Linked DNA regions of Homo sapiens: region 1 is linked to region 2. Evidence: chromatin contacts called from ENCODE Hi-C or POLR2A ChIA-PET data. All regions are on one chromosome and are shown on one strand. The core of a region is the stretch at or near the end of the contact, and the rest is flanking DNA. Distances in the headings are between cores, read along the strand shown. Region 1 overlaps DTNB (dystrobrevin beta). Region 2 overlaps DTNB (dystrobrevin beta).

The links. Hi-C counts contacts between places; a loop is a spot of excess contacts on that map. ChIA-PET counts read pairs that join two places held with the same protein, here RNA polymerase II (POLR2A). Pooled maps may share reads with other maps.
Region 1: a map of left colon shows a loop between it and region 2 (6-fold over the local background). The contact joins two enhancer-like sites. A Hi-C loop is called at or near these places in 7 of 168 maps with a recorded cell type or tissue (B cell, GM12878, OCI-LY7 and 4 more), 32 of 37 single-sample maps with no recorded cell type and 17 of 50 pooled maps. POLR2A ChIA-PET finds 5 or more read pairs at or near these places in 6 of 52 experiments (AG04449, CD8-positive, alpha-beta memory T cell, GM12878 and 3 more).

What each region holds. Positions count from the first base shown.
Region 1 is chr2:25,555,538-25,561,099 of GRCh38, reverse strand. All of the region lies in intron 8 of DTNB (dystrobrevin beta), which reads left to right. Among named protein-coding and RNA genes, the nearest start is that of DTNB, 120 kb to the left of the region's middle. RefSeq lists an enhancer at 2,233-2,928. Within about 2 kb of position 2,644, at least 5 of the 41 ENCODE cell types and tissues checked have a DNase peak (open chromatin) inside an H3K27ac peak, as active enhancers do; they include OCI-LY7, where a contact is called at or near this core.
Region 2 is chr2:25,519,749-25,525,365 of GRCh38, reverse strand. All of the region lies in intron 9 of DTNB (dystrobrevin beta), which reads left to right. Among named protein-coding and RNA genes, the nearest start is that of DTNB-AS1, 100 kb to the right of the region's middle. RefSeq lists enhancers at 576-655, 2,959-3,008. Within about 2 kb of position 3,050, at least 3 of the 41 ENCODE cell types and tissues checked have a DNase peak (open chromatin) inside an H3K27ac peak, as active enhancers do; they include OCI-LY7, where a contact is called at or near this core.

The sequences.
Region 1 (5,562 bases), core at 1,395-3,894, 36 kb before region 2:
ACTACTAGAAGGAATGTGCTAGAAAGACAGAAGTTGGTGAGAGTAGGTGCTTGAAACTGAGATTTCAGGTAATGTACAGTAACTGGCAATAAAATGTTGTAGGTAGGAGGTGACTAGAAATGGCAGCCAACATAGGGTGGGAGAACAGTTGCTGAAGAAGAATTCAGAGAGGACATATGTATTAACAGATATATTAGCTTCCTGTGGAGGCCATAACAAACTACCACCAACCTGGGGTCCTAAACCCTCTCACAGTGCTGGACACAAGTTTGAAATCGAAGTGTCAGCAGAGCCACACTCTCTCTGCAAGCTCTAGGAAAGTATCTCTTTGTATTAGGATTCTCTAGAGAAACAGACTCAATAGGGTGGGCACGCGCATGTCTGTGAGATTTATTGTAAGGAAATGGCTTATGCAGTTATGGAGGATGACAAGTCCCAAGATCTGCGGGGTGAGTTGGCAAGTTGGAGACCCAGGAGAACTGATGATATAGGTCCAATCCTGGTCTGAAGGCCTGAGAACCAGGAGAACCAATGGTGGGTAGTTCCAGCAGGCTCCAGACCTAGAAAGAGTTGATCTTTCAGTTTGGGTCCAAAGGCAGACGTTTGAAGACAAGAGGACTTTTTTCTTATTCAGGGCTGGGTCAGCCTTTTTGTTGTATTCAGGCCTTCAAATGATTGGGTGAGGGTCATCCACACTAGGGAAGGCCATCTCTTTTACACAGTCTACCAATATAAATGTTAATCTCATGCAAAACACCCTAAAAGGAACACCCAGAAGAGCATTTCACCAAATATCTGAGCTTCTCATAGCCCAGTCAAATTGACACATAAAATTTATTTTATTTTATTATTTCTTTGAGACGGAGTCTCACTTTGTCACCCAGGCTGGAGTGCAGAGGCACAATCTCAGCTCACCGCAACCTCCCAGGTTCAAGCTATTCTCTTGCCTCAGCCTCCCGAGTAGCTGGGATTACAGGCATGCGCCAACATGCCTAGCTAATTTTTGTATTTTTAGTAGACATGGGGTTTCGCCGTGTTGGCCAGGCTGGTCTTGAACTCCTGGCCTCAGGTGATCCACCCGCCTTGGCCTCTCAAAGTGTTGGGATTACAGGCGTGAGCCACCCACCACGCCCGGCCCCTTGACACGTACATTGAACATCACACTGTTCTTTCCCTCTTCCAGCTTCTAGCTGCAGTTGGCGTTCTTTGACTTTGTGGCTGTGTCACTTCAGTCTCTGCCTCCTGGGTTACATTGCCTTCTTCTCATCTGTCTCTTCTCCTCTGTGTATCTGTCTTATATGAAAATACATTTGATTGCATTTTGGGCCCAACCAGGTAATCCAGGGTAAATGCTTCCTCTCCCATCTAGATTCTTAAGTTAATTTTGTCATAGAAGGTAATATTCACTCTTCTGCCATATAAGGTAATGCAGGTTCCAGAGATTAGGATGTGGACATATCTTTTGGGGGGCCGTCATTCATCCCACTACGATCAGTGCATTGGAAAGATCAACTGTAAATGTTGAAATCAACAAGAATTATGACAGTAGTAATGTTGGACTCCGCGAAGGAGGGACAACTTGGGTTTTGGTCTGATTATACGACATTCAAAATCGGAGTTTTAAGGAAAAGGGAAAATGATCTGAGAGTGGCAGTGTGGTTCTAGGAGGACTTCTCCTCCACCTGGAGGTCTAGTTGTTTGAGGGGTGTGAGAAAGAAAGCAGCTGCCACTTGAAATGGCTGCAGGGAAGCTGAGCCTTCAGGGAATGCCAGGTTTCCTCCTAGAGCCGTAGGTGAAAGCAACATTCAGAGAAGAGGTTGATGCGTAAGCCTCGGACAGAGGAGGGATTTTGCCGATGCTGGACTATGAAGACAAGGAGAAGGGTTTTGAGAGTTGAGGATTGGGGTCGCGTGAGGGGATGTACTGAGCCTCACAGGAATAAAAACCAGGTGAGAGTCTTGGATTTCTTATTTTTAAAAAGTATAACCTGATATAAAGGTCGTGCTGGAATTAACCCCAGATAGGCAGATCATGGCACTGTGGCAATGTGTTAGTTGAGAGGGTGTTGGTTGCCAGGAACATGCAGGGCTCTGGGTTCATCTTTTTACTCTTGTTGATGGTGTTATGGAGGCCTGGGGAGAAGTGCTCTGAAACTCTCCCATTCGACAGCTGACTTAGAGCTAAAGTGACTGCTTCGTTGACCAGAGGCCTCCCTTTGAAATTCTGGACTTTCTAGAGCCCCCCAAGGGTTAGGGGGAATAGTCTGGGATATCCTGATAACCTTTATCCGCATTTTCAGTAGGTTGCTTGGGATGTTTTAGATATTGCTCCTTTCAATCATCTGAACGTTGCCCAATTCTACTGTGTTGTTTGCATGCACGATTTATTCATAAAACCACTTACAGCTGCAAAAATGCTAAGTTTAAAACGAGAACATTCAAAATGGACCCAGCTGTTTAAAAAGATGGATGCGATCAAATAAAGAATTGGTGTGTAGTTTATGAAACAATAAGGCATTTTTTCAACTGTAGCCTGATTATTCTTAGAGCGATGACAAGGAGGTTTTTCCATTACAAAGAAGTGTATGACTTAGCTTAAACCAAGCAGTTCTTCAAATGAGCAATTTCCTGTGGCAGTCATCACTTAGCCACAGCCCTTTTGTCAACTTTAGATCTTTTTTTTGTTCTTGCAGATGGCCACCAGAGCTGCACTGGAGAGTGCATCTTCTGCTTCCATGTGTGGGAAGATCACTGTGTTCTCTGTGACCCAGTAGTGTGAATTGCTTATCTGTTTCTGCATTAACTCAAATTTATCAGTGATTATTGCCTGAATACCTCATGCTTTCTGAGATCTACAGGTACAGATTTAGGGTTGAACTCTTTCTCTAAATAAATTTAATCCATGTGTGTTATATGTTGTATATCTTCATTTAGTGACTACGAAATGTCTAGCTATGAAATGTGCATGTTAATTACTCATTAAGCCTTTGGATCGCCTTTGATGAGCCAGATCCTGTGCTCCCCGGCATTCTCTTGCACACCTTCTTTCTGAATGTTTTCTCACAGTTCCGGCTTTTACATGCCCCTCACTCCACCCCAGACGCTAATAAATTTCTGCAGTTCTTAGTTCCAGCTCGTTCTTCTTGTTTAGGTTAAGACTCCTACATTCAGAGATCTCATGGACATTTCTGTCTTGAAGTCTCACTGGTTCTTCTGTCAATATGTGGTTCTAATAATTTTTCAGTTCCTTTTCTTGGACTTCCAAGTAGATAATTACATCATCTGTAGGAAGCAGCAACTGAATCACTTTCTGATAGTTTTACCCCTGTCTCAATTTTTTACCTCTTTGTGTTAGTAAGAACTTCTAATTTGTGGGGAAGCAGTGCTTCCCAGAATTCCCTGGAAAGAATCACCTGGGCTGTTTGTTAAATATACAAAGTCCCAGGCCTTCACCCTTGGGAATATTAGTAGGTCTGGGTTGAGGCTGAGGAATCTGCTTTGTTTTATTTTTTAAACAAAGGCCCTGGACATTTTTTATCTTGAGAAAACTTTGGAAAACACTGTTTTAGAGCAGTGCTAAATAATAGTTGTGATAGTCTTTTGTTGCTGCTTTTAGTGTGTCTGTACCATGTGTGATGTCAGTGGACTGCTGGCTCTCCTCCTATTTTGACCTGTGGTAGCACTTGTGACAGCTTTGGAACTGTGATGTGTCCGGTGTAGCGATACAATGGGCTGTCTAAACAGGGCAGCGAGCTTTCTGTCCTGGTATTCATTCAGTGACATCTCAGTTCCAGGCCCTGGAGAGTGCCACCATACACAGAAGCACATGGGAAGACCTCTTAGTCTTCCAACTCTCATACTCCCTCTAACTCCAGTCTGCCTTTCTTGGGATCCTGGCTGCCTGTGGATCTACTTCCATAGTATTTGTGTGCTCTGCTTTTTTTGGTTTTAGCTGACTAGAACTTTTGTTTACCTAAACCTGAAATATTGGTCACACTCCTTCCTACTTCAGTTCTGCCATGGAACCCATTACTGCATTTGAGTGCCAGAGAACTGTCTGCTGTCTGTATTCGAGAAGCAACTTCTAATACAAAGATGACTTATAACACATGAAAGTTTTTTCTTACAGAGTAATGTTTTGAAAGCTTTTACAGTTATGTCTTTGGTCTGAGACTCTTATTTATGTCTTCCACTCACAGGCAGCACTATGACAGTGTTAAACTATTTGCAGTTGCCTAATACACTATATTTTCTTAGTTTTATGTTTTTGAATCTGCGATTCTAGTTTCCTTTATCTCCTCTTCTCCCCATCCTCCCAGCTTTCCCTTACCAACCTCTGTATATCCTTTAATTAGCTCAGGTATCACTACTTTTTCTGATTCTCCGAGTGGTTTGATGTGTCTCTTCATGGCCCGCTATATCACACTGAATACCTCTTTTAAAGCACTTTTCACACTGTTATAATCATCTTCATAGAATCTGCTTATTTGTCTATATATTTCATTAGATTGTAAGTCCTCAGTTTATTTTCAGCCTTTGCATCCCAATTACCTGCTACACATAATCAACGTTTATTGAAGAACTTTATGAAAGTTGGCATTTTCCACTTGTTCCAGTTTTAAATTACTTTCGATTTTGGAAATGTTCATTTTATGCCCAGCCAACTTGCAAAAAATGTAGGAGATTGATAATATTCAGTTTTGGCAAGGGTGTACAGAGGAGAACTCTTGAAGATTCTTGGTAGGAGTATGAATAGATAAATGCAGGTGACAGAATTTAAATGCATGTAACCTTTGACCTAACAGTTCCTCATATAGGAATTCTCCCAGAAAAAACACTTGTACCAAGTATACTAGGATTTTTGTAGGAGAGTATCATAGAGTATCATGGCAGCGTTATTTGTGATGGCAAAAAAAAAAAAAAAAAAAAAGAGAGATGGCCAAAACACCAAAACATCCATTAGTAGTGAAATGATTAAGTTTATTATGGTATGTACTTACTATGGGATTCTGTGTGGTAGTCATAATAAGTGAAATAGATCTGGAAAGATCTATTTTATTTTATTTATTTTTATATTTTTTGAGACTTAATCTCACTCTGTTGCTCAAGCTGGAGCGCAATGGCACAATCTGAGCTCACTGGAACCTCCGCCTCCTGGGTTCAAGTGATTCTCCTGCCTTAGCCTCCCAAGTAGCTGGGATTACAGGCACACGCCACCATGCCCTGCTAATTCTTTTTTGTATTTTTAGTAGAGATGGGGTTTCACCATGTTGGCCAGGCTGGTCTTGAATTCCTGATCTCAGGTGATCCACCTGCCTCAGCCTCCCAAAGGACTGGGATTACAGGAGTGAGCCACTGTACCCAGCCAGGAAAGATCTATTTCATATTAAATAGGTAGTCATAATAAGTGGAATCGATGTGGAAAGAGGTTCATATTGAATGAGAAAAGCAAGTTACATAGCAGTATATATAATGATCTCAGTTTTGTAAGAATAGATTTGATTTTGTGTGTGTTTATTATTTTTCTTATTTATGCATAGGAAATTGTCTAGAATAGTATGCA
Region 2 (5,617 bases), core at 1,801-4,300:
GCTTGGATCTTTTTTAAAAAATGAATAAAACATTGTAGATAAAACTGTGGTCTCCTGTGTCCCTCTTCCTCATCTAATCACGCTTTCCTTTTCCCAAAGGGTAGCCACTATCATTTGTTTGGTATTCATGATTTTATACTTTTTAAACTACTTTTATTAGATATTTATACATCTATAAAAATCAGATATGTTAAAACTGTATATAAATGGTCATGCTCTACATGTCGTTCTGTAAGTTTATTACTTTATTAAGTAATATGTTTTTGAAATTTATCCAAAATCTCCAATGGTATTCCATTGAATGACTTTACCACGAGTAATTCATTCTTCATTGCTGGACATTATTTCCGATTTTTCACTATAGCCTACAGTGCTGCTTTGAGCATTCTTGTATGGAGAAATCCTGTAAGGTAGGAGGCTAACTACTGGGTCCTGGGATATGAATATTACATATTCAGGATAGCACGAGTAATAATATAGTAGCAGATTAACCACCAGATCTCAGTGGTTCAGCTCATAAATGTTTGTTTGTTACTCACACCCAGTCCGTTGTGGACTGGAATGACTGGAGCAGCCAACCTGGGCAGTGGTTCGATGGTGTAGGCTGCTTTACTCTTGTGGCTCCACCATCTTCACACGAGCCCTCCTCATTGCTGCAGCAGGGGAAGAAAGCGTAGGGACAGCTCAGAGCCATTCTTCTGTGCTTTGGTTCAGAAATGACACATACCACCTGCCTCACAGCCCCACCTAATTTCAAGCCTGAATAGCCTTCTGTGTACCTAGGGAGGAGAGGAGAACCAGATACTGGTCAGCTGTAGTAACTTGTTCTACAAATGTCTTCAACTCTACAAGATACTACCTAGAATTCAGATTTTATAGTTTAACTATTTATCAGTCCGAATTACTCCCAAGCCAAGAATATAGTCAGCAGACCACCCCCCCCACCAAAAAAAAAAAAAAAAAAGCTCTGGTAGATTCTCTTTCAGATTTAGATGAGATGTTGAGCAGTTAATCCTATTTAGTTTGACTAGATAACTTTTGAGGATCCTTTCAACTTTGAGTTTCTATGTCTTACAGATTTTTTTTTCTGTATTCAATACGTGTTAATGGTTCCCAAACTTGGCTGATACCAAGATCAATCAGAAGGCCTTAAAAAGTACAGAAGGGCCGGGCACGGTGGCTCATGCCTGTGATCCCAGCACTTTGGGAGGCTGAGGCAGGCGGATCACCTGAGGTCCGGAGCTCAAGACCAGCCTGGCCAACATGGAGAAACCTCATCTCTACTAAAAATACAAAATTAGCTGGGTGTGGTGGTGCATGCCTGTAATCCCAGCTACTCGGGAGGCTGAGGCAGGAGAATTGCTTGAACCTGGGAGGTGGAGGTTGCGGTGAGCCAAGATCACGCCATTGCACTCCAGCTTGGGCAAGAAGAGGGAAACTCTGTCTCAAAAAAAAAAAAAAAAAAAAAGTACAGATGACCAAGTTACTTCCATTCTAGGTCAACTTAACCATAATTCTGGAAGTGGCCTAAGAATCCACCTTTTGAAAAAGTTCCCTAATACATCTGATCAGTTTACAGAACCACTGCATTAGGAGGACATAAAGAGTTTTAGTTATATGAAAGCAAACTAAAAATTCAACACTAAGTATTAAGAAATGTTCAGAGTGCAATGCAGAGTACAAATACAAACATATGAGTAGCAGTTCTTTTTTTTTTTTTTTTTGGAGACAGAGTCTTGCTCTGTCGCCCAGGCTGGAGTGCACTGGTGTGATCTCAGCTCACTGCAACCTCCGCTTCCCAGGCTCATGCAATTCTCATGCCTCAGCCTCCTGAGTAGCTAGGACTACAAGTGCGTGCCACCATGCCTGGCTAACTTTTTGTATTTTTTGTAGAGATGGGGTTTCGCCGTGTTGGCCTAGCTGGTCTCGAACTCCTGACCTCAAGCAATCTGCCTGCCTTGGCCACCCAAAGTGCTGAGATAACAGGCGTGAGCCACTGCACCCAGCCATGAATAGCAATTCTTAACGCTTGCTAAGATTCTTAATTATTCATTAATTCAGCAAATACTTATTGAGGACCTTCTAGCTACTCTGCAAGGTGCTAACAGTGTTCACATAGTACTTTGTGCATTTGCAAATAGGTTTGAGTGTTTGCAAATAGGTTTGAGTGAGAGTGAAGAAGCCAGTTTTATATAGTTGCAGTAGGCTAACCAGAATTTAGTTCATGAGATCCTTTTAATTGAAGGTTAATGCTGTTGATAGACTTTTCTGATAGGCTCACCAATATTTCCTTTTGTGTGTAGCCAGCAAAATAATAAATTAGTACAAATCGAAGTCTGACTCTTTAGAAAATGTGTGGACTCCAGGCCTGGTGCGGTGGCTCATGTCTGTAATCCCAGCACTTTGGGAGGCCAAGGTGGGTGGATCACCTGAGGTCAGGAGTTCAAGACTAACTTAACCAATATGGTGAAACCCCGTCTCTACTAAAAATACAAAAATTAACTGGGCGTCGTGGTAGGCCCCTGTAATCCCAGCTACTTGGGAGGCTGAGGCAGGAGAATTGCTTGAACCCAGGAGGTAGAGGTTGCAGCGAGCCGAGATTGCACCACTGCACTCTATCCTGGGCGACAGAGCAAGACTCCATCTCAAAAAAAAAAAAAAAAAGACCTCAGTTTGCCTTTCTGTAAAATGGTGTTAATAAAACCTGTCTTAATTGTCTCAGGATTTTTTTAAGATAATGTATGAGAAAGTGCTTTTAAGTGGCTAGAAGGCTATAAACTTTTAAAGTCTTTTCCTTCAAATAAAGTTAATCATGTCACAAAAATGTAAACTCCACAAAGGCTGGACTTTATCTTGTTCTCCGCCGAATTCCTATTACCTGAAATACTGCTTGGTGCGTGGTAGGCACCTAAAATGTATTGAGTGAATGAATTATACCCAACACAATTTATATACACAGGCATCTGACTCCTCCCCACCATTTATGTTTTTGCGTTTTGTTTTGGTTTTGGTTTTCTTTCAGAAAGTAATACAAGTCATGTACCTACAGTTTCCCAAAGCCACCACTAGATGTCAGGCATATTTCTTTGTGTTCCTTTCTGGGGGGTGGTGAGAATATTGAGTAAACAAGGTTTTTCAAATAAATTGCAAGACGTGTATTCAAAACAAAGCCAATTCACGTATCAGCACTCTAGCAACTTCTCTTACTTCCAGGTCTCTGAGAGAAATGAGTTGCTTCTTTTGGCAAAAACATATTTATACCACGTCTACCTCTGGATGCCTCTAACAGGCTTCCTGTGATCCGAATTCAAGCAATTTGCTCTTGCTAATTTTCTAACCACAGAGTTCTTAAGCCTAATCTCTTTAATTAGTGGTTAGTCACCATTGCATTTCAGTTTGTGTAGATTTATTTCTGAGGGGAAGCAAAACTTCACGTGTTGGCTTAGTGTGTCTATTACCCTGAATTCTAGCGAGAAAGAGCCCAGTGTCTTCCGCTGCACACACCTGGGATTCATCTTAATAGGGGTGGGCAAACTATAGCCTGCAGGCTAAGGCCAACCTGTCCCTCATGATCTAACAAGACCTTTACATTTTTAAATGTTTGAAGAGAAATAAGAATATTTTGTAAAGTGAAACTTACATGAAAATCACGTCAGTGTCCGTAAGTAAAGTTTTATTGGGACTGGCCTCAGTGGCTCACCCAGCATTTTGGGAGGCCAAGGGGAGTGGATCACTTGAGTTGGGAGTGGATCACAGGAGTTCAAGACCACCATGGCCAACATAGCGAAACCCCGTCTCTCCTAAAAAAATAAAAATTAGGCGGGTACAGTTGCATGCACCTGTAATCTCAGCTACTCAGGAGGCTGAGGCACGAGGATTGCTTGAGCCTGGGAGGCAGAGGTTGCAGTGAGCCGAGATTGTGCCTTTCCATCCTGGGTGACATAGCAAGACTCTGTCTTAAAAAAAAAAAAAAAAAAAATTATTGGGACACAGCCATACTCACTCATTTTTATGTTGTTTATGGATGCTTTCGAGCTCCAGTGGCAGAATTGAGTCATTAACGACTGAGACCAAATGGCCCTTAGAGCTTATATTATTTACTATCTGGCCCTGAAAAAGTTTGCCAACCCCTGCTCTCAAAGAAGGGTGTCTAAAAACTGCAAATTTAGGGCACTTTGTGCTTCTTTAGACTCTTTTTTCTGAATGATCATCATCTTTGGTTTGATGGCCCAAGTTGTTTTTTCACGCAGCGGTGAAGATAACACCTTTTGCTGAAGGACTCAGATAAAATTTGTTACCTAGAAACCAGACTGCCTCTTACTGACAGAAAGTCTTTTATTTGTTTCTTGCATCCTTTGCATACATAAATATATAGCATGTTTGAACAGCTAAGCCAACCAATTTTCTCCGCACATTGCATCAAAACAGAATTAACCTAGATAATTAAAAAATACTGTTATACTGTTATTTAAATTATACTGTAATTATAAAACTGTAATTACAGTAATACTTTAATGTGGCTCTAATTTGTTCTATTTTAACTGCTCTTCTGTTTAATACTGACTTAGACTCTGTGTATACATTACTTTGATATGAACTTAAAAAATCTGTTCTCTTTGTTGTTTTTTTCCTATACCTCATAAATCTTCTTTTTGAACTTTAGACAATTATGCTTTAAGTATCGGTGCTATCAGTGCTTATGAACTTTTTGGTAAAACACAAATATGCTTGTTTTCTACTTATTCATAACAACTTTAAATATATCAGCAGAATTCACCAGACCAGGAATAATATAAGACCATTTGTAACCCTGTGAAAGAACAAGTCTAACTTCTTGTTTATGTTGTTTAATTATTAAAGCACATTTTTGTGACACTTCTTTTAAAATGATGGATGAGTCTGGAGTTAAAAATGGCTTTTGTGACAAGGGCACTTATGGTGAATTGCCTTGCTGTTTACAGCCATTTTTAATTGTTTTGTTTGTTTGTTTGTTTGAGACGGAGTCTTGCTCTGTCGCCCAGGCTGGAGTACGGTGGCAGAATCTCGGCTCACTGCAACTTCCACCTCCCGGATTCAAACAGTTCTCCTGCCTCAGTCACCCAAGTAGCTGGGTCACACACCACGCCTGGCTAATTTTTGTATGTTTAGTAGAGACGGGGTTTCACCATGTTGTCCGGGCTGGTCTCAAACTCCTGACCTCGTCATCCACCCGCCTCGGTCTCCCAAAGTGCTGGGATTACAGGCGAGAGCCACTGCCCCTAGCCTACAACTTTAATAAGCCAATTTTTTTTTTCTGAAGAGAGTTATTAATTGGTTTTATTGTATTCTCCAATTATCGGGTGTTACAGAATTCATAATATTGATAAGTTAGTCTGGGTTGAAACACTGTCTTCCACAGTATTTATTGAGTGTGTATTGTGAGTTGGGCTTTCTTCTTTTGATGGGAGACTAGAGTCTTATTTGAGGAAACTGACAAGATGATACTTTTTTCTTAGACCTCTAGGTGAATCTGATGTTCCAATTGCTTGAAAGGAGTATCAGATTCATTCTAGGTATCTTGATCTCCTGAGACTGAACCTGTTTGGAAGATTGTAATCTTGAACCATTTCTGACAGGT